4 separate regions of the Homo sapiens genome follow, and regions 1, 2 and 4 are each linked to region 3. Evidence: chromatin loops called from intact Hi-C (ENCODE). Cell type or tissue: heart left ventricle. All regions are shown on one strand.

Region 1 (5,000 bases), 250 kb after region 3:
AATTTTTGTCATACTGATAATTCTAAAATAGCCTCCAGGATTCCTACCCTGACTATGCATGGCCTGTATGATCTCTTCTTCCTTAGTCTGGGTGGGACCAGCAAATATGGAATGTTATAATCAGTTGACTTTAAGTTAATAGAAAGTGAGATGATCCTGGGTAGGCCTGACCTAATCAGGTGAGCCTTTTTAAAGATGGTGACACCTCAGAGAGAGCTCTCCAGCTGGCTTTGAAGACACAGTCTTCAAGAAGAAGATGCAGGCCTTGGTGCAGTGGCTCACGCCTGTGATCCCAGCACTGTGGGAGGCCAAGGTGGGAGGATCACTTGAGCCCAGGAGTTCGAGAACAGCCTGGGCAACATAGCAAGACCTCATCTCTTAAAAAAAAAAAAAAGAAGAAGAAGAAGAAGAGGAAGAAGAAATAAAGAAAAAGAGAGAGGAAGGAAGGAAAGAAGGAAGGAAGGAAGGAAAGGAAGAGAGGAAGGAAGGATCTTAAAGAGGTTGGGCTGGGCGTGGTGGCTCACACCTATAATCCCAGCACTTTGGGAGGCCAAGGCAGGAGGATTGCTTGAGCTCAGGATTTCGAGACTTCATCTTTATATGAAATAAAAGAAAGGGAAGGAAGGATGGGAGGAAGAAAGGGAAGAAGGAAGAGAGGAAGAAAGGGGAAGAAGGAAGGGAGGGAGGGAGGAAGGGAGGCAAGAAGCAGTTCTACATCTGCAAGGAAATTAATTCTGCCAAAACCTAGGAAGTTTGGAAGAAGCTCCCAAGTCTCAGATGACCCTACCCTGGCTGACATGTTGGGTTTTGTTTCGTTTGAGATGGAATCTCACTCTGTTACCCAGGTTGGAGTGCAGTGGTGCGATTTCATCTCACTGCAACCTCTGCCTCCTGGGTTTAAGCAATTCTCCTGCCTGTCTCCCAAGTAGCTGGGACTAAAGGTGCATGCCACCACACCTGGCTAACTTTTGTATTTTTAGTACAGATGAGGTTTCACCATGTTGGCCAGGCTGGTCTCAAACTCCTGACCTCAAGTGATCCACCCACCTTGGCCTTCCAAACTGTTGGGATTACAGGCGTGAGCCACCGTGCCTGGACCTGGCTGACACTTTGACTGCAGCTTTGTGAGACCCTGAGCAAAGGACCCAGGTAACCCAGGCCTGGACTCCCAACCCACAGAGACTGTGCGCTAATAAATGTGCGTTGCTTTAAATGCTAAAGTAACACACATTTGTAATTTGTTTCAGCAGCAATAAAAAACAAATGTATGTGAGCGCAACACGTCAGCTGGCAAGAGGTAGCGCTGCAAGAGGATGAACACACCACAGTCCTCGCACTATGTAGGAATCTTTATTACTGCTTTGCAGATGACAAAACAGAGAATTTAAGCATCTTAGCCAAGGTCACACAGGTGATAAGTGACTGAGCCAGGCCACAAGCCAGGCCTGTGTGACTCCAGGTGCTCCAGTGAATTAGTTCCATGGATAATCCTGCAGGTGACTAGTGGACTAAACGTCCTCCCTGCTGTCATGGCCAGGTCCTTATGATGACCTGTGGTGATTTCTGGTGACAATAGGAGCCCATGGCTGAGAGGGGCATAGTGGAGGAGGCAGTTCCCACCCACAGACTCACGGACTTGCTCCACCTCAATTCCACCTGGCCATCTGGGTGAGCAGTGTAGACATGGGTCCCCAGCTGCTGCCTCTCCCAGCCTCCTGTTTATTTCCTTTACCGCATGTTTGCCATTACTCCATTCATACATCTTGTCTTTGCCCAGCTTCCCTTTAGAATGTCAGCCCTGTGAAAGGCCACATCTGCCGTGCACTCCCAGGGCTACCACAGTGCCTGGCATACAGTTGGCACTGTATGAAATTAGCTGGACAGACTATGGAGTGCAGCAATGACTTCTTTGCCTCCCTGGATTGCAAGGGAGGCGGGGGCCGAGATCTGAGATCTCAGGCCCAGGAAACCCCATCCCTTCCCTTCCTTGAACATGGCCCCATCTCCTGGGCTCTAGAGAGCTGAGACTGGTCTTTTCGGAGGAGCTCTAGGATGCAGCCCCCACCCTTGCCAGCTCTGCTCCAAATCACCAAGTCACCCACTGGGCTAAGGGGCTTCCAGGACAAGAGGACCCCCTGCCAGGCAGCCACCTCACCTGGAGCCTCCCTGGTTCCCAGACACAGCACCTGCTCCCTCTGCTGGCGGAAGCAGACAAGTGCATGCAGATCCCTCCTTGCCGGAGACATGGGAGACACTGGGAAGGCAGGAGGGGAGGGCTCCGGGGAGCTCCCAGCCTGGACCCCCTGAGCCTAGGAAGAGTCAGGGCGGGGAGGTTAGGGAAAGTCCGTAGCCTGGCCGAGTCTGGCCCTCAAGCGTGGGGGCCTGGCCTCAGCCCTACCTACAGGGCTGGCAAAGCAGCACCATCACTTGGATTCCCTGTCTTTGCTGAACACAACCCGGATGGGAGTCCTCAGACCAGGAAGGGGGGACATTGCTTCCACCATGAGAACACACTACTCCCAGGGAGGGCAGCCTTCTCTCGGCCCAGCCTCAGGGCTACCTGGCCCCATCCCATGATAATAACAGCCAGTGCTGCATACCTGCTGCGTACACACCTCATCTAATCCTTGTAGTTGTCCTGCCCCATGGACATGATTGCTCCTACCATACAGATGAGAAAACTGAGGCACGAAGCAAAGTCAGAACCCAAACCCAGGTCAGTGTGGCTCTGAAAGTCCCTACCTTTCTCATGCCCTGTGCCTCATACATTACTTTTAATCCTACAACCAAGGAGGTCTCCTTACCGTAGCCAGTCCTGTGTGGCTTCAAAGCCAAGGCTGGATTGGGTGTGGCTGAAACTGGGTTGTATCTGGGGTGGGGAATGGCCTGGTGTGGTGGGAAAGGCCAGGCTCTGGGACCAGACAGCACTGTGGACACCCCCTGGCTGGTGGCCTTGGGCAAGATGCTTCATCCCTTTGAATCACTATATTCTCACCCATAGAAGAAACTTCATTCCTAACTTAGAAAGCTTTTGTGGGAATTAGAGATAATGTGTGTCCAGTTCCCACCACAGAGCATCTGGGCATAGAATAGCTGTTAATGTTTGTGGTGGCTTTAAAAGAGGTCCACAAATTCTGATACTCCTCCCTTCCCTTGGGTGTGAGGTGGAGGTAGTGACTTGTCTCCAATGAACACAGTAAGCAGAATTCATGGCGGGCAATTTCAGAGACCAAGTAATGAGAGGCACTGTGCTTCCCCCCGCCTGGCTTCCTTAGGTCACTTGCCCTGGGGAAGCCAGCTCCCATGTCGTGAGGACACTCAAGCTCCCCATATGGCCTCCAGCCAACAGTCACACAAGTGGACTTGGGGTCAGATCCTCCAGCCCCTCCCAAGTCTCCTGGTGGCTGCAGCCCTGGCCAATTTTTTTTTTTTTTTTTTTTTTTTTTTTTTTTTTTTTTTTTTTGCAGAGGCAGGGGAGACAGTCTCACTCTGTCACCCAGGCTGAAGTGCAGTGGTGTAATCATGGCTCACTGCAGCCTCGAACTCCCGGGCTCAAGTGATCCTCTTGCCTCAGCCTCCTGAGTAGCTAGGATCCCACACATGCCATCATGCCCAGCTAATTTTTTTGTTAATTTTTTATAAGGACAGAGTTTCCCTGTTTACCCAGGCTGGTCTCAAACTCCTGGGTTCAGGAGACCCTCCCAGCTCAGCCTCCCAAAGTGCTGGGATGACAGGTGTAAGCCACTGTGTCTGGCCCCTAGACAATATCTTGATGGCAATCTCGTGAGAGAGACCCTGAGTCAGAACCACCCAGCTCAGATGCTCCTGAATTCCTGAGCCACTGAATTATTTATTATAATTATTTGTTGCATTGTGAGATAATAAATGTTGATCATTTTAAGTACACTTTATAATCAGCATCCTTGGGCCAGCAGTTGCTTTGAGGCTGAACTGCCCCATCTCCTCCACAGCTGTGGTCACACAGAATCTGCTCTAACAAGGGTCCAGGCCCTATGGACCTGGCCGGGAAAGAAGTAAGAACTCACATTTACTGAGCACTTGCCATCTGCCAGGAATCGAGCTAAGCACTTTACATTTATCTTTCTAGCAAAACTTCCCAAAAATGACAAGGTAAACACTATTATCATGCCCATTGTACAGATAGAGAAACTGAGGTGCCAGAGGTTGAGGGACTCACCCAAGATTACACAGGGGAGAAGCAGACCTGGGATTTGAATCAAATGCCACTACTCCAGCACCTGGGTGCTTAACCAGCGTACTGCATGGCCCTCCAAGGTGCACAGTGGCTCAAGGGCCCTGTTACCCCTCCTGTACCCCAGCAGCACCCCCACCACCACCACCCACTTGCTGTCCTGGGTGACTAAGACAGGTGCAGGGACAAATCCCGTCCAGCCCACTGTCCCTTAGCCAAGGTGGTGCCTCTGCCCACACACCCTCTGCCCCTCTCCCTGCCGACAGGTCAGTCCATGCCTCACCTACCCAGGGCCAGGCATTGAGCACCTTTAAAGTGTAGGGGCCCTTCGTGTCATCTAGTCCAATCCCCCAACCCCCCATTTTTTCAGATGTAGAAACAGCAGCCCAAAGAGGTGCAGTGACTTATCTAAGGACACAGAGGGGGCCGGACGCGGTGGCTCACACCTGTAATCCCAGCACTTTAGGAGGCCGAGGCGGGTGGATCATTTGAAATCAGGAGTTCAAGACCAGCCTAGCCAACATGGTGAAACCCCATCTCTACAAAAAATACAAAAATTAGTCTGGCGTGGTGGTGGGTGCCTGGAATCCCAGCTACTCAGGAAGTTGAGGCAGGACAATCACTTGAACCCAGGAGGCAGAGGTTGCAGTGAACTGAGATCATGCCACAGCACTCCAGCCTGGGCAACAGAGTGAGATTCCATCTAAAAAATAAAATAAATAAAGGCACAGAGGGAGCTGAGGGAGCCCTTTAGCCAGAACCCAGGTCTCCCGTCTCGTCTCAATCC
Region 2 (5,000 bases), 290 kb after region 3:
CTCTGTAATCCATGCCTGCAGGCACAGACTTCAAGTTACTGCTGTTATGGTTGAGATTTCACCAACATTTGGCATTTTCATTTTCCAAAAATAAAATGCATTGACTGCTTTTCCAAACTACACTTGTGCCTCTCTGATACTCTTCTCTGAAGAATCATCTAAAATTACACTCTGGTTTAAAAAAAATAAATCACTGTTCTAAGCCACCCAGGACAGAGCTGTTTGTCCTCTGAAGGTGGCCAGGATGACAGGAGCCAGCGTGTCCAGCATGCCAGGCACCGGGCCCCATGCCTCCCGTCGACTCTCTCATTTCTCTCACAGCACCCGCACAAGCTATGCATCACCATCAGGTGCACTTTCCAGAGGAGGAAAGCACAGTGAGCCTGGGGGCAGCATCCCTATGCCAATGGGCCCCAGCACCGCTCCAACAGATGGTAAAGGGGTCCAAGCATGGAGGTGGGCCACAGCAGGCGCCAGGCACCACCCTCTACTGCTGCAGGGACTCTGCTCCTACTTCAGGGGAACAGTGCCTACCTCAGAGTTGCTGTGAGCAATAAATGAGATACTGCACGCAAAGCCCTCACCAGTGCCCAGCACCCAGCCACCCACCACCCACCTGCCCCAGCTCAGGGCATGGCTTGCACTTCCCATCTCATGTCCAATCCTCTTTCCTGCTGCTCTCAGCCTCCCTGAAGGCTGACCCTTTCTGGCTTTCTCAGAGGGATTAGTTAAAATCTTTCCGTTGTAAAGCCTGCATTGTTTGGGGTTTACCAAGTTCTAGTCCCAACCCCAACCCCCAGTGCTGGGCCCTCACAATTGGGTCACAAGACTGGGCCTCAAGTCAATCCGACAAGCATTTGCTGAGCCTCTCCTGCGTGCAAGGCACAGCTTTCCTCCTCTTGGCCCCCAGCTCATACCCAGACCAGGCTGCAGCCCCCACGCCCCTGCCACCATGGTGCCCCAAAGGCCCGCCCCTCAGCCTGGTCCTGCAGGAATTGCCCAGGCCTGCAAAACTCCAGCAGTGCCAGAGAGATCTGGTCTTCCAGCCTCAGGGAAAATGCCAACACAAAGACATGACAAAAACAAGAAGCTTGAGGCCTTTTTATTGACAATTCTCCATAGACACAGAGATCCTTTTAGTTCCTCTCCAGTGTAAAGAAAGCACGGGGTACTGAACTCTCCTCTCTTAAAAGGACACAGAGGCGATACGATACCAAAGCCTGTCTGGCTCCCCAGGGCTGTGGCACCTCCACTGGCCTGGGTAAGCCCCTGGCTGCACAGCCCCAGCTAAGCTGCTTGGCTCGGCAAGAAAGCGGGCCTAGGATGGGTCCCTTGCCTCCCCAGCCTGCCTCTCTGGACCCCTGCTCCTCGAGTGTAGAAACCTCTCAGCCCCCTCATGGGTCCTGGGTCCCAGGCAGCCCATGACTCCAGGGAAGAGTCCTAGGTAGAAGACCCCCACCCCCAATTCCTCCTCATCCCATTACTTGTGCCACATGTTCCCAGGAACCATGCAATAAATAAATAAATACTTGAGAAAGGCAGGGCAGCTCCAGGGAAGGGAAGGGATGCCTGAGCCAGCTCATGGCTAAGGGAGAGATACTGAGCCCGTAAGAGTCCAGTAGTGAACATGAAACTGTTGGAAAGAAATGGAGACCCCCAGGGGGCCTTATCCCATAACTGAGACTGTCCTCCAGGGAATAGCCCTGGAATCCAGGACCCAGCCCAGCGAGATCCTACACTACCCAGGCCCCCAGGGGTCAAGGGCTTCAGGACCTCTGCTCCACTCACCTGGCCTCCCACTCCATTGGACAAGAGGCAGGGAAAGGAAACTGGAGTGCTGGGCCAGTGGAGGACTGCCCTAGACTCTGGACAGAGGGTGCAGAAGTTGTGATCCAAGTGCCCTGCAGCTGCTCCAGCGGAGCTGGGGACACTGGGGCATTGTGTGGGCTGAGAGTCTGTGAATTGAGGTGTCTTCGAGGGGAGGCCGAGGTCTGTCCAGCTATTGGGGCTTCCCCAAGCTTTCCTCCACTTAACGCTGAAGGACTCAGCCAAACCCTCCTATACACATTCTCCTCTCAGGGAATCTGGGAACTTCAACCCTGTTTCTAGAAGCACCCATGGTCTTGTTAGGCCTGGCCACACCCTCTGATGGGGAAATGATGAGATCCTGGTGCCTGGAGGGACATTCAATCAGCAGAGATGGGGTGTGGCACTCCCAAGCCCTTCTGCAGGCTCTCTGAGGCTGAGGGCCTGGCCCAGTACCCTGCAGGAGAAAAACCTCTTTTCCCAACCTCAGGTCTGGAATTCCCAGGCACAGCCACACTGACCCTGATCTTCAGACCCCAGTCAGGCCTGGCCTAGTTCGCTGCTGCCCTCTGGTGGCTACTGCCTGCCCAGCCCTAAGTCCACTCGCTCAGTCCCAGGCAGAGCAGGACAAACATGCCAGGCCCTCCAGGGGCTCTTCTCCCTCAAGGGATTGAGAGCAGCCATTGCCAGCCACTCTCATGGATGGAGAACAGCTCCAGAATCCAGCTGGAGAGAGTGAGGAAGGAAGGGGAAGCCTACCTAGCATTCAGGCCACATTTGCCCAGCACACACCACAGTGGGCCAGGGGTGGGGAGAGTGGGGGGTCTACTGCTGGTCCCAAGGACGGGTGCCTGGTTGGACCCTGGCCTCTCTTCTCACTTGCTCAAGGTCTGGTTACACGAGGCACACACAAACACAGTCTCCCTCTGGGCTTCAGGGGCTGAAAAGGAGGAAGAACTTGGTGAGACATTTCCTTGCGCCCTTTGGTTCATGGCCCCAACTACTAGAAGCACCCTCCCAAATGCCCCACACAGACCCCCCACCCAGCCCACACCCTCCCTGCCCAGCTTGCTAGCCTGCCCGCAGAGATTCTTCTTTCCATGGGAACTGGGGATCCTGGGGGTGATGATGCCAACAGCAGGCCACTCCTGTGCTATGAATTAGACATTATTGTGGCACCAACAGAACACCTTCAAAAATTTTTAAATAAAATATTAAATACAAAAATTAGCCAGGCATGGTGATGCACGCCTGTAATCCCAGCTACTCAGGAGGCTGAAGCACAAGAATTGTTTGAACCCAAGAGGCGGAGGTTGCAGTGAGCCGAGATGGCGCCACTGCACTCCAGGCTGGGCGACAGAGCGAGACTCTGTCTCAAAAAAACAGAATAAGTAAAATATCACAGTGAAATTTCCCAAAATGTTTTAACAGTGGTTACCTCTGGGTGGTAAAATTACAGGGTTATTTTTCTCTTCCTTCGTCCTCTGTATAATAATTTCCAAATTTTCTAGTTAGTAAGCATATGTTACTTGCATCGGAAGAAAAAAGAACTTGGGCTGGGGGCGGTGGCTCACGCCTGTAATCCCAGCACTTTGGGAGGCCGAGGCGGGCAGATCACCTGAGGTCAGGAGTTCAAAACCAGCCTGACCAACATGGAGAAACCCCGTCTCTACTAAAATACAAAATTAGCCGGGTGTGGTGGCGCATGCCTGTAATCCCAGCTACTCGGGAGGCTGAGGCAGGAGAATTGCTTGAACCCAGGAGGCAGAGGTTGTGGTGAGCCAAGGCCGTACCACTGCACTCCAGCCTGGGCAACAAGAGTGAAACTCCGTCTCAAAAAAAAAAAAAAAAAAACTTGGTTTAACATTATACTACAAAACGGTACATGAAATGTGACCACATTTTTCAGGAATATGCATGTGCTTTTATTCTACATGCAAGCTAATGAGCAGCAGGGTCCATGCCCGATTGTTCTCTCAGGAAGAAATCAGGAATTTTTTTTCCTTTTGCTTATCTGTGTTTTTTATTTACAATATGTATAGGAAATATTTTATATTTTATAAAAGGAAAAAAAGGAATTTTTAGTTTTGTTCAAAGTGCCAAGGAAATAAGAAAAAGATTAAAATTGCGGCTGGTGATTGACTCCAGGAAGGCAGGAGCAGTGCTGGGAGCTGCGGGGGTGTTGCCAGGGCTCTTGTTTTTCAACTTTAGTGAAGCAGCCACAGGTATTCATCTTGTTATTACCCTTCACAATTCACAGGTACATCATATCTATTCTTCGGCATGTACCAAATGTTTCAGGATTTTGCTAAAGGGGATGGAGGAAACGTTCCCGTAGGCCTGACTACAATCCCAAGTTCCCTTGACCTCTGACACCCTTGCCTCTGTGCCACAGCGTGACATCCCCTGGGCGGGATACCAACCAAGCCCTCCCACCACCTGCACCACTCACCTGTGGCCCCCATGGAGGACTTGGGCACCTTGAAGGAGCAGCATCGAGAGCAGAAGCTGTTTCCACAATTACTGCAGCTCCGCTGCAGACAAGAGCCAAGGTCAGATGTGTCCCTCACCCTCAGGTACCTGGAGTTCTCAGCACCTCCCTCCTTTCCACCAGCTGATCCCACCCAAGGAAACTGGGCCTGGGGGGTGCCCAAGTGGAGCAGGAAAGAGAGCAAATGGAATACCCCCTGGGGAGGCTGGTAAAAGGTGGCACAGGCGCAGGGGAGGGCACACTCACTCCAGAAAGCCACTGCCAGGCCCAATGTGACCCGAGCCAGACTTTCTCAATGACTCCCCTCAACTCCTCCCCACCCGACAGTCCCAAGGACACTGTCCCCAACAAATGCACCCTCACAGACACTCACCCTCTTCTTCAGCACTGAGAAGGTGGCCGAGCAGCCCGTGCAGTTCCCTGAGAAACAGAGGCAGCAGCTCAACCCCCGCCCATCCCAGGACTCTCACGCTCACCTGCTCCTGGCGCTTCTAAATGGGACACTCAGGACACCAGCCCAGCCTCCTTGGCTGGACACAGTGAGCCAGGGAGCAAGGCCAGATTCAGAGACAGAAAGAAGGACTCAAACTAAGAAGACTGATAGCCCCTGAGGACTGATGTCTCCAGCCATACATAGCTACCAGTCCCTGAACCCTTCCAGAGCTGAGTGGCCCTACCTACAGGTTCAACAGAAATCAAAGAG
Region 3 (5,000 bases):
TGGTGTCTCCTGACTTATTCATTTATTCAGCATATATCCATTGTAATAAGCATATTTCATTCGAATGATAACTTTTGACCATAGTCCCACATGTGCCAAGAGCCTCTACAATGACCCAGGGCCTAACACAGGACCTAGTGCATAGTAGGAACTCTATAAATATTTGATGAATAAAATAATAATTAGGGTGAGGGCCTTAGGCCTGTAATCCTACCATTTTGGGAGGCTGAGGTGGGCAGATCACTTGAGCCTGGGAGTTTGAGACCAGACTGGCCAACATGGTGAAGCTCCCTCTCTACAAAAAGTCCAAAAAAAAAAAAATAGCTGGGCATGGTGGTGCATGCCTGTAGTCCCAGCTACTCAGGAGGCTGAGATGGGAGGATCACCTGAGCCCAGGCAGGTCAAGGCTGCAGTGAGCTGTGATCACGCCACTGCACTCCAGCAAAGGTGACAGAGCAAGACCATGTCTCAAATAATAAAAATGATGAATTGGGAAGCCAACTAATTGTGGGAGTGGAAATAGAGGAGGAAAGGCAGAACCCCAAATCAGGAGATCCAACTTTTATTTTCATCTTGGCTACACACAAAGCCTCTTCTCCTCTGGCCTCTCTTTTTCCACCATAAACTGAGGGAACTGGACTAGCTAAACTCCAGGGCCTCTTCTAGATTTAAGATTCCGGGATGTCAAGACACCTCTGGCTGCTTAGATAGAGTGCTGAGAAAGAGCAGTCCCCAAGAGTTCCCCATGCCAGGGAGATCTCTCGCTAGTGTATTAGTTATCTATTGTTGCATAACAAATTAGCTTAAATTCAGCAGCTTAAAACAACACATATTTATTATCTCATACAATTTCTGAGGGTTGTGAATCTGAGAGTGGCTTAGCTGGGTAGTTCTGGCTCAGTCTCTCTCATGAAGTTGAAGTCAAGATGTCAGCCAGGGCTGCAGTTATCAGGCTAAACTGGGACTGGAGCCTAGGCCTCCAGGCTCACTCACATGACTGTTGGCTGTTGGCCTCAGCTCCTTACCACGTGGGCCTCTCCATAGTGATGCTCATGACATGGCAGCTACCTCCCCCGAGAGCAAGTGATCTGAGAGAGAAAGCTGCCAGGATGAAAGCTGCAACGACTTTTTATAACTTAACCCAGGAAGTGACATGCTATCACCTATTTTATTAGCTATACAAACCGACCCTGGTATAATGTAGGAGGGGCCTGTATAATGTGTGAATATCAGAAAGTGGGAATCTGGGGCAGCTGGCTACCACATCCAGGCTGAAGTCAAATCTCTTGAGGCTGTCATTTAGATAAGGCCACTATTCATACTTTTCCGTGGGCAGGGGTCCCAGTGGGAAGAACTTGTGCATGAGCCAGCCAGTATCATCAGTGAAATGTTCTGCCTGCTCCTTTTCAAAACAAGCCCAGGAATTCTATAGGGCTCCTTGCTGAAGCACCAATGCCTGGTGCAGCCCTGCAAAGAGCAAGGGCAAAGATATGCGGGGGCTCAGCAGGGACCACCTTAATAACCCGGCAAAACCTCAATTACCCAAAGCAACGTGAGCCAGGGCCCTCATTTAATCAGATTTCTTGATTTAACTATCCCACACTGATAAATAAATCTATACACTGTGGTTGATGATAGACAAATAGCAGGCAAATATGTTGCCGTTAAAGATTTTTAAAACCCCTTCAAGGGTCTCTATCTGTAAATTTGCATGTTCTCTGCAGCTAAAATAATTGCAAGATACTGCAAGAACCAGACGTATCAATGGCCTAACCATGGCCTTCATTTTTCTTGCTAAGGCAGGAAAGCAAAAGAAAACATTTTAGGAAGTTTTTTAAAATTTAAAAACATTTCTAACAAAGCAGCCTTTCTGCAGAACTTCCATCTAATTAGGAAATTAAATTAACCAGACCATTTCACTTCCTCAGTAAAAGCGATTGAATTTCTTGTGGCAACTCTGACCCCTTTCACCATTTCCCCGACATATCTGGCACTTCCCCACCCACACTGCCTTTCATCCACCCTCAGCCTGGAATTCCTGGTGAGCCCAGAGTTGGAATGAGAAGAAATGGATTCCACTCTCTATTCCATCACTGCACGTAGGGTGTTTGGGCTTTCTGAGCTCCCTTTCCTCACTCATAAAAGGAGGCATTTAAAGTACGTGATTCTTCAGTTCTCTTTACCCCTAACACTCTAAGTTGTGTGATCCCCACCATCATCACTTTCTGAAATCTGACTGCTTTTTCAGGATGCAGGTAAAGTGCTATATTCACTATGGAGCCTCCCTTATCTCTGTGGACAGAAGTAGTTTCTCTTCTCTCTGCAATCCCACAATTAAGTAAATAGAGGTAAACACATGATTTTATGGATTATGTAAAATATTTACTCACATTTTTGTCTCTCCTAGCAGACTCTATGCTCTTTGAGGACAGCTGCCTGACCCTTCTCATCTTGATATCCGTTAGCACTGCACCCAGCACATGGTAGGTGTTCACACCTGTGGTTTGGAGGGAGCCCAAAAACCAGGTTTGTGATTTTTGCAGCACACCGATGTATTGGCTGCCCTCAGCCAGCAGGGGGAGCACATTTGCTCCTTAAATGAAGCCGCCAGCTCTGAACTGTGACACCCTCTGAAGAGCTGATGAATGGATTTACCTCGGAGGGTGAGACGGGCCCAGAGGACTAGGGTGAGGGCAGGGGTGAGGACAGATCTGCTACTTCTGACTAAGAAGCCACCACTTATTTGGTAAACAATAACATCCCAGGAACAGAGAGCACCCTCATGAGAAATTCAGAGCACTTCCTATCTCTAAGGCCAGGAAAGTGCATGAAGTTATAATAGGGATACAGTCTTGATTAAACACTGTGTAACTTGGGGAATTAAGTCTATGATAAATTGGGAGATAGGGACCTGCAGCCTCATTTCTTTTAAGGATATTTAATTACAAAATTCTGTAACGAAATTACAGCCTTATTAAAATGGTTTCTCACTGAAGAGAGGGTCTCGAAAGGTGAGACGATGCCAATAGGAGAGGGGCTGTAGGGTTTTCCAAGCACTCTCCCTGTGCCACTGCATTCTGATCAGAGACTAGAAAGTGGGGATAAGGCACCTCCCTTTGAAAATCAGCCCGCTGGAGAGGTTGGTCTCTCTCTCTCTCTCTCTCTCTCTCTCTCTCTCTCTCTCTCTCTCTCCACCTTTCCCCATGAGACTGCCACCATGAAGCCTGGACTGCCAGGCAGCTAGGATCCTATTAGAGACAGCTGTCTGGTGGAGAAACTAGCTTCTCTTTAAAATGACAGACACTTGTTAGTGATAGACATCTTGTTAATCACTCACACCTTAGTATGAATTACACCAATCAGCTGTTAGGGTTTCCTCCACCAGAATAGGTTGGGGATTGTTTAATCTGAGAATGGTAAATTTGGTTGCAGATTAGAGGTCACAGTTTTGGAGCACGAGATACTCTGGGAGGGAGGCCAGAGTGATGAGCCTTTGTGGGAGGGCTTTGGGCGACCAGAAAGTGATATGATGGATATGGAGCAGAAGAGGGGGCACAAAGAGGCAGGTAGCTATGCTGAGACCCATACTGATTGCAACTGCCCCTGGGGTTTTTAGAGATCCTGCTGATCACCAGCCAGTGTATCAGACCATGTGCCCTGATTTTTAATTAAGAAAATACAGCCCCTTGGTTTACCTAGCAAGTTAACACCTTCTCCGCCATATAGAGGCAGAAGCATGTTGATCCTGGCGGTTCAGCCATTGGGATACTCGTTTCATCTGTCCGAGATTGAGACCCAATATCCTCAAGCAGAAAATAGGGAGAGTCATCTTACACTCCTCATAGGTGATATGCTTGTAAGTATCTTACTGTGCCCAGTGCAGAATGAGCCCTCGGAAAGGTCATTGATTGTTGCTGTTGCTGCTGCTGCTGCTGTTGCTGTTTTGCTGCTGTTATTGCCACTACTGTTGTTGCTATTGTTGTTGCTGCTGCTGTTGCTGCTGTTGCTGTTGTTGTTGCTGCTGTTGTTGCTGCTGTTGCTGCTGCTGTTGTTGTTGCTGCTGCTATTGCTGTTGTCGCTGCTATTGCTGCTGTTGTTGCTGCTATTGCTGCTGTTGTTGCTGCTGTCGCTGCTGCTGTTGTTGCTGCTGTCGCTGCTGCTGTTGACACTACTGTTGTTGCTGTTGCTGCTGTTTTGCTGCTGTTGTTGCCGCTACTGTTGCTGTTGTCGCTACCGTCGTTGCTACTGTTTTTGCTGTTGCTGCTGCTGCTGTTATTGCTATTGTTGTTGTTAGCGTACAGCACATGCATGGCCTTCAATGAATACTGTGTGGCATAATTACAGAATCATTCAGTGTCCTGTGGGGTCAGCCTACAACGCAAGTTCTACTGCTCATTACTTACATCAAGGGCAGCTTTCACCCCCGAGCTGCCTAACTGGGAGCCAGAAGATAGTGTTGAAATAAACCAGGAAATCCGACAACCCAGCTGACATCTCTCTTTCCCAGTCACTGTGTGGATCAAAGTCATGCTCCATAGAAGGTGAGTGCTACTTCTAGGAATCAGATATTCTGGAGCAGCAGGTACAGGTGGTTTTCAAGTGGCCAGATGCCTTGTGGCAAAGTAGAAAGTGTGCTGGCTTGAGTGTCATGGTCCAGCTATGTGACTTTAGACATGTCACTTAGCCTCCTATTTTTTTTTTCCTCATAGGCAAAATAGAGACTATGCTAGCAGGGCTGCTATGAAGAAGTGATGCCACTGTGCTCAGTTCAGTGCCTGACTGAGAGAAGGAACTCGATAAACTTTAGCCTCCTTTCCTCCAGACCTTCCTCCTGCTTCTACTCCCAAATAAAGGGCTAGAGCATCAGAACTGCAGGGAATGTGAAAGATCATCCAGCTCAGTTTTATCTTTCCAGATTAAGTAGGGACATACAGTGGGAAAGTGGCGGCCCAGATGAGAGGCCAGGTTGCCCAGTTCCTCACCCGGTGGTCACCCTGGCA
Region 4 (5,000 bases), 260 kb before region 3:
GGAAGGGATGAGCCACTGCACCCAGCCAAAAGCCTCTTTGTGTTCTGATTCACTATTCCCCCTTGCTGGGGACTGGCTGGCAGTTTCCTCCTGGGGACATGACTTGAGGGCAGGCGTGGAGGGTCACAGCACAGGAGATGGGCCAAGGGTTATTCCTCCAAGCAGAGCCCAGGGACACATCTCTCTCAGCTAGGTGCCTCACCAGCAGGACATTCAGGTGCAGTGATGGGCACAGACCAGCGAGTGTGCAGTGGAGGATGTGGGAAAGGCTCCAGCAATGAATGCCGAGGCCGAGGCCTGTCCTGAACCCTGGAGGGAGGCCAGCGTGGTCTGTTTCATCTGGTGCTCCTGACAAAACCCTTCCCAGGGCAAGGACTCTCTGAGTCCCCCCAGAGCCTGGCAAGGGAGGTGGTCTTGGCCCTACCCTGACAACAAAAATTATCTTGGAGAACCTCTGCCATTCCCTGGTGTGCTGAGAAATTCTGAACTGGAACGTCTTGTCCATCCAACATAGGCACGTCCCAGTTCCCCCGTGGAGCCACCTTCATATTCAGTTCCACAAGGGAGCGTGCACGGTGTGCGGGGCACCTTGCCAGGCTTTGAAATGAGCAGGACCCAGCCCCTGACTCTCAGGAGTCCTGTTCTAATAGAAGGGTCGAGGCAAACGCATTCTCCAGAGAAGGACAACGCCAGGCAGGGGAGAAAAAAAAATGCCAGCGAGACACTTTTAAAAGAGGGAAAGTCTGCATGTGCAAAACCATTCTTTGAAATGATGCATTTGGTTATGTGCATATTTGTTATGCATTTGGTTATGTGCATATTTGTTAATCTAGCTCCGTGATTTTTAAGTGTCTTAAACCACAGATTTTTTTTCCAAATAAAATCTTTCCTGAAACCCCCAGTGTGTTATAACAAGACAATGAAGCTGGGAGAAAGGTAAATGCAGAGTTCCTGGGGTGAAAGGAGAAGTTGGATGCCATCACCTGGACAGCCCCTAGACTCAGACTGACAGCCACCAGTCTGTATAATGATGAATCATGCAGCTGCTAAATTACTACCATAAGGATTATGGATCAGCAGGAAAAAAACATTGTACAGTGATGAAAAACCAAGAACAAAAGGCCAGGTGCACCATGGCTCCTACTGAGGAATAACAGGTGTGAGTAGTAGGCTTTGTGGCTGGTTTTCTTTTTTTTTCTGAGATGTGGTCTCGCTATTTTGCCCAGGCTGGTCTTGAACTCCTGGGCTCAAGCCATCCTCCCACCTCAGCCTCCCAAAGTACTGGGATTACAGGCGTGAGCCACCATGCCTGGCCTGCTTGGTGGTTGATTTTCACATTAAAAAATTGTATGTCACTGTTAATTGTGTCTCACAGGGAGGAGGGAGTGAGTACCTGTTCCCTGTTAGGGGGAGTGCTGGAGGCTGGAACCAGCATTTCAGATAAAGGGAGGCATCCAGCAGAGATCTGGGAACTGTCACGTCCTGAGGGCTAAATAGAGGCATAGAAGATGAGGAGGGAAATTGGGAGGAAAGAAACTGGGAGGGAACCAGAGCATAGAAGGGCACCCCATCACTCAGCGTCTTTTTGTGATTTCCAGGCAGCAGAGAGCTGTGTTTCTGAGCAGAGGAGTCACTCGTGGAGCTGCCTTTGTTCCTTGTTAGAAAGAGGTTCAAGGGTGGCCCCCAAGTGTGGTCCCTTGGCAAAGGAGCTCTCCCAGTTCCCCTCCCCCCAGGGCAGATTTGATTCTGTCTCTCTCATCCAGGAGCCACGGCCTGGGATGCCCTTGCCAGGGTCATTGCCAAGCCCAGTTTTCCCAGACTGGGCTCGCAGGCCCTGGAGGCCCTGGGAAGCCGCCTAGCAAAGGCTGGTTCAGGGGTGGCCATAAGAGGGCGGAAGAGGGCTGGGAACGGGCGGCCGCAGCTTACGCCTCCATCCCACTCCCTCTTCTTATCCAACCTTGTGTTTCAGATCAGGAAATTGAGAGCCAAACAACCCAAGGTCACATGGCAGATTTACAGAGAGCAGGGATTGGAGCTCAGCCTCCACACTCCGGGTCCGGGACTGCCGCCGTGCTCATCACCCTGCCTCCTTTTCCCTAACACCCTCCCATCTGCACACTCTGAGATGCTCCCTGAAAGCTGAGCTCCCCTCCCGACCATGTGAGAGACCCCACAGGCATGCGCTTGCTCACAATCCATTGCCAATGCCTGCTCCCAAGACTGCAGCTGCCAGTGAGATACGACTTGTGATTTAACGAGCTCAGTCCTTCCCGAGGCTTGATGGGTACTGTCTCACCACTCCCAGGATCTCTTGGCAGCAAAAACCCCTTTCCACACAGGGGCCCTGCTTTAAGCTGCATCCCCACAGACTGTCTTTTCGGGTGCCTCACCCTCACCTCCTGCTTAGACACGGCCACTCCCCAGCAAGGACTGTCAGAGCTGGGGGCCTCTGAGTAGCTCACCTACAGGTTTTCCAACTGAGCCTAGAGGAGATGCCGGGGCGCTGCAGGGAGGGTGAGGTGAGGTATCTGCAGGAGTTGGGGCAAAGAATGACCTTTGCTTCTGCTAGAGAAGCTTAGCTATCCATCTGTTTCATGTTACAGAGTTCCATGTATGCTTTCATTTGAACAAAGGATTCTCACTGTAAAAACATCTCCAAGCCCCTGAAATGAGCTCAAGCCCCCAGCAGGGCCTGCCTCCCCCTGCGCCGCCGGTCTTAACAGTCTATCAGCGAGACAGACCCATCCTCTCTCCCTTGTTGTCACCTTGTGGATATTTATAGCATTACCGTGTCCACCAGAGAGCGTAATGGGCTTTTTAGGCTAAACCAATTAAACTCTCCTCCCGTAAGTCATGTCTCCTGGATGGCTTCTCTGCCCTGCTCTGAGCTTGTTCTATCTTCATTATCTCGGCTCTTCATGGCAGGGGGAGGACACGGCCAGAGAGTTCACACACTGGTTCCTGGGGGATCTCTGCATCTCTTTCCGGCCCTGGCTGCATCTTGCCAACCACCACCTCTCATTCCTCGGGCTGTGTAGACATGATCCAGACCTGGGCAGTGCAGTCAACCCCCTTGTATACTGGGAAGCAGAATATACTCAAGAGGAGGTAGTCGGTCTTTCCCTCCTTTTTTTCTTTGCCCTTCCAAATATCAAGCAATATCAGCAACAATCTACAAATAGCAAGCATCTAAGCCTATGCAAAACCCACTGGGCTGGGCACCACGAGGCTGTCACCTGCAGAGATGGCTGAGTTCCGATGTACCCCCAGGCGCCTACAGTCGGTGGAAGCTGGCGTGGTGAAACATTTCCCAGTGTGCTATTTGTGATCCTCACGGGCTCCTGAAGATATTGCAAGCATCTGCGTGCTTCAAGGCAATGATAGTATGTTTCATTTATTTTCTAAATCAATAATAAAATAGTTACTTTTCTAAATGGAAGGGCGTGAGTGCTCTGAAGGCATGCCAGGAGAGCACACCTTCCCTGGGAGTGGAGATCAATTTGGCTGTGACTCAGTCTCCAGGCCGTTGGCTCAGCACTCAGCCGAACACCACTAACCATCCTGGTGGGTTTCACTATCATGCAGCATTAAATTCTTTTTATGTTTAGTCATACTCAGTTTAATTTACACCCAGGATGGATGGACCATTGGTTTAAGACAAGAAGCATAAGGAACACTGAGAAGGAAATACACTATCAAGTTAATAAGGAACATAAAAAATAGAATAATTCTAAAAATGTTTCTAGTACCCCATAAACCAATGCTAAAAAGAGAAAACACACTGACAATTATGGCCAATTTGGCATTTTTATTTATTAAGAATAAAGATGATCCAGTCCTGTAATGTATTTTTGAGAAGTGCTAACAAATAGCAGTTTCTGACCTGGCGAGGTGGCTCACGCCTGTAATCCCAACACTTTGGGAGGCCACGGTGGGTGGATCACCTGAGGTCAGGAGTTCGAGACCAGCCTGGCCAACATGGTGAAACCCCATCTCTACTAAAAATACAAAAATTAGTTGGGTGTGGTGGCATGCGCCTGTAATCCCGGCTACTCAGGAAGCTGGGGCACAAGAATCGCTTGAACCTAGGAGGCAGAGGTTGCAGTGAGCCAAGATCACGCCACTGCACTCCAACCTGGGACACAGTGAGACTCTGTCTCAAATCAAAACAAAACAAAACAAAAAAATAGTGGTTTCATACCCTTAATCTCAATATCCAGTGGGAGAAAATCCTTTACATCAAAAAAAAAAAATCTTGCTTTTTGAAATACAAAATTTTCATTAAGTTCAAATATGAGGTCCTAAAAAACATTGTTATGCTGCAAGTTATAATTACAACATTCATTTTAAAATACATTTGGTCCTCAAATGAAACATATATCAAATTAAAATTTGTCAACAAATCACTTTTTTGCATGATTAAATTAAATAGCATTTATCACCTCCTCAGTGATGAAAATGCCCAAATTCGTCTCTATACATTATGGTTATAATTAAAGAGTGATTAAAATATACCTTAAAATATAATTGATCATAATATACTGATCTAAAATGAAACTATTACATTTAAAAATCACTCTATTTCATACCACAAAAAATACAAAATGGTTTTTAAAAGTTTATTAGGGTTGTTCTCTAAATCTTTCTGGTTTTCCTCTTTCTGGGTTCGTGGCAGATTTGTACTTTTTGGGGCCCCTGTGGTGGATCAAGTTTGCGTGGCTACTTATGTCCAGTGACTCGTGAGTGGAAGGTTCTGGGCCCTCCAGAGCTCCTCTTCCCTCTGGCATGGTGATTGGCAACATTACAAATCGTGGCTCTTCCTGCAGCCCAGATCCCTGAGCTGCTGTGATGAACACAGCTCTCTTATTGAGCTGTCATGGACATGTCGACTGAGTAAGAAAGAAAACCGTGGTTTTTAAGCCACTGAGATTGGGGGCTGTTTGTTACTGTATCTTAACCAAGCCTATCCTGACTGATACAATTCCCAAGTAAGAATATGT

What was found. Hi-C counts contacts between places; a loop is a spot of excess contacts. Peaks named below come from ENCODE experiments on the same cell type or tissue, not always from the same donor. Only the 100,000 strongest peaks of a DNase experiment are listed, where the experiment ranks them.
Region 1: a loop joins it to region 3, with 4 times the contacts of the local background. A loop is called at or near these places in 35 of 110 quality-filtered maps.
Region 2: a loop joins it to region 3, with 4 times the contacts of the local background. A loop is called at or near these places in 32 of 110 quality-filtered maps.
Region 4: a loop joins it to region 3, with 2.6 times the contacts of the local background. A loop is called at or near these places in 3 of 110 quality-filtered maps.

The regions. Positions count from the first base shown.
Region 1 is chr10:97,789,363-97,794,362 of GRCh38, reverse strand. No RefSeq gene overlaps it. Among named protein-coding and RNA genes, the nearest start is that of SFRP5, 20 kb to the right of the region's middle. In heart left ventricle, CTCF peaks have their summits at 2,000 and 2,202 (motif pointing left); a DNase peak (open chromatin) is centred at 2,202; H3K4me3 peaks cover 232 bases; H3K27me3 peaks cover 620 bases.
Region 2 is chr10:97,756,982-97,761,981 of GRCh38, reverse strand. It overlaps ZFYVE27 (zinc finger FYVE-type containing 27), which reads right to left. Exons shown (of 13, transcript NM_001385875.1): 11 at 4,671-4,717; 12 at 4,259-4,340; 13 at 1,087-2,746. The coding sequence ends at 2,682. Among named protein-coding and RNA genes, the nearest start is that of SFRP5, 13 kb to the left of the region's middle. RefSeq lists an enhancer at 1,443-1,942 and a silencer at 2,415-2,464. In heart left ventricle, CTCF peaks have their summits at 2,174 and 2,376 (motif pointing left); a DNase peak (open chromatin) is centred at 2,371.
Region 3 is chr10:98,043,544-98,048,543 of GRCh38, reverse strand. No RefSeq gene overlaps it. Among named protein-coding and RNA genes, the nearest start is that of CRTAC1, 15 kb to the right of the region's middle. RefSeq lists an enhancer at 2,430-2,489. In heart left ventricle, CTCF peaks have their summits at 2,360 and 2,568 (motif pointing right); a DNase peak (open chromatin) is centred at 1,023; H3K27ac peaks cover 1,154 bases.
Region 4 is chr10:98,306,639-98,311,638 of GRCh38, reverse strand. No RefSeq gene overlaps it. Among named protein-coding and RNA genes, the nearest start is that of LOXL4, 41 kb to the right of the region's middle. In heart left ventricle, CTCF peaks have their summits at 1,879 (motif pointing right) and 2,795; DNase peaks (open chromatin) are centred at 268 and 1,878.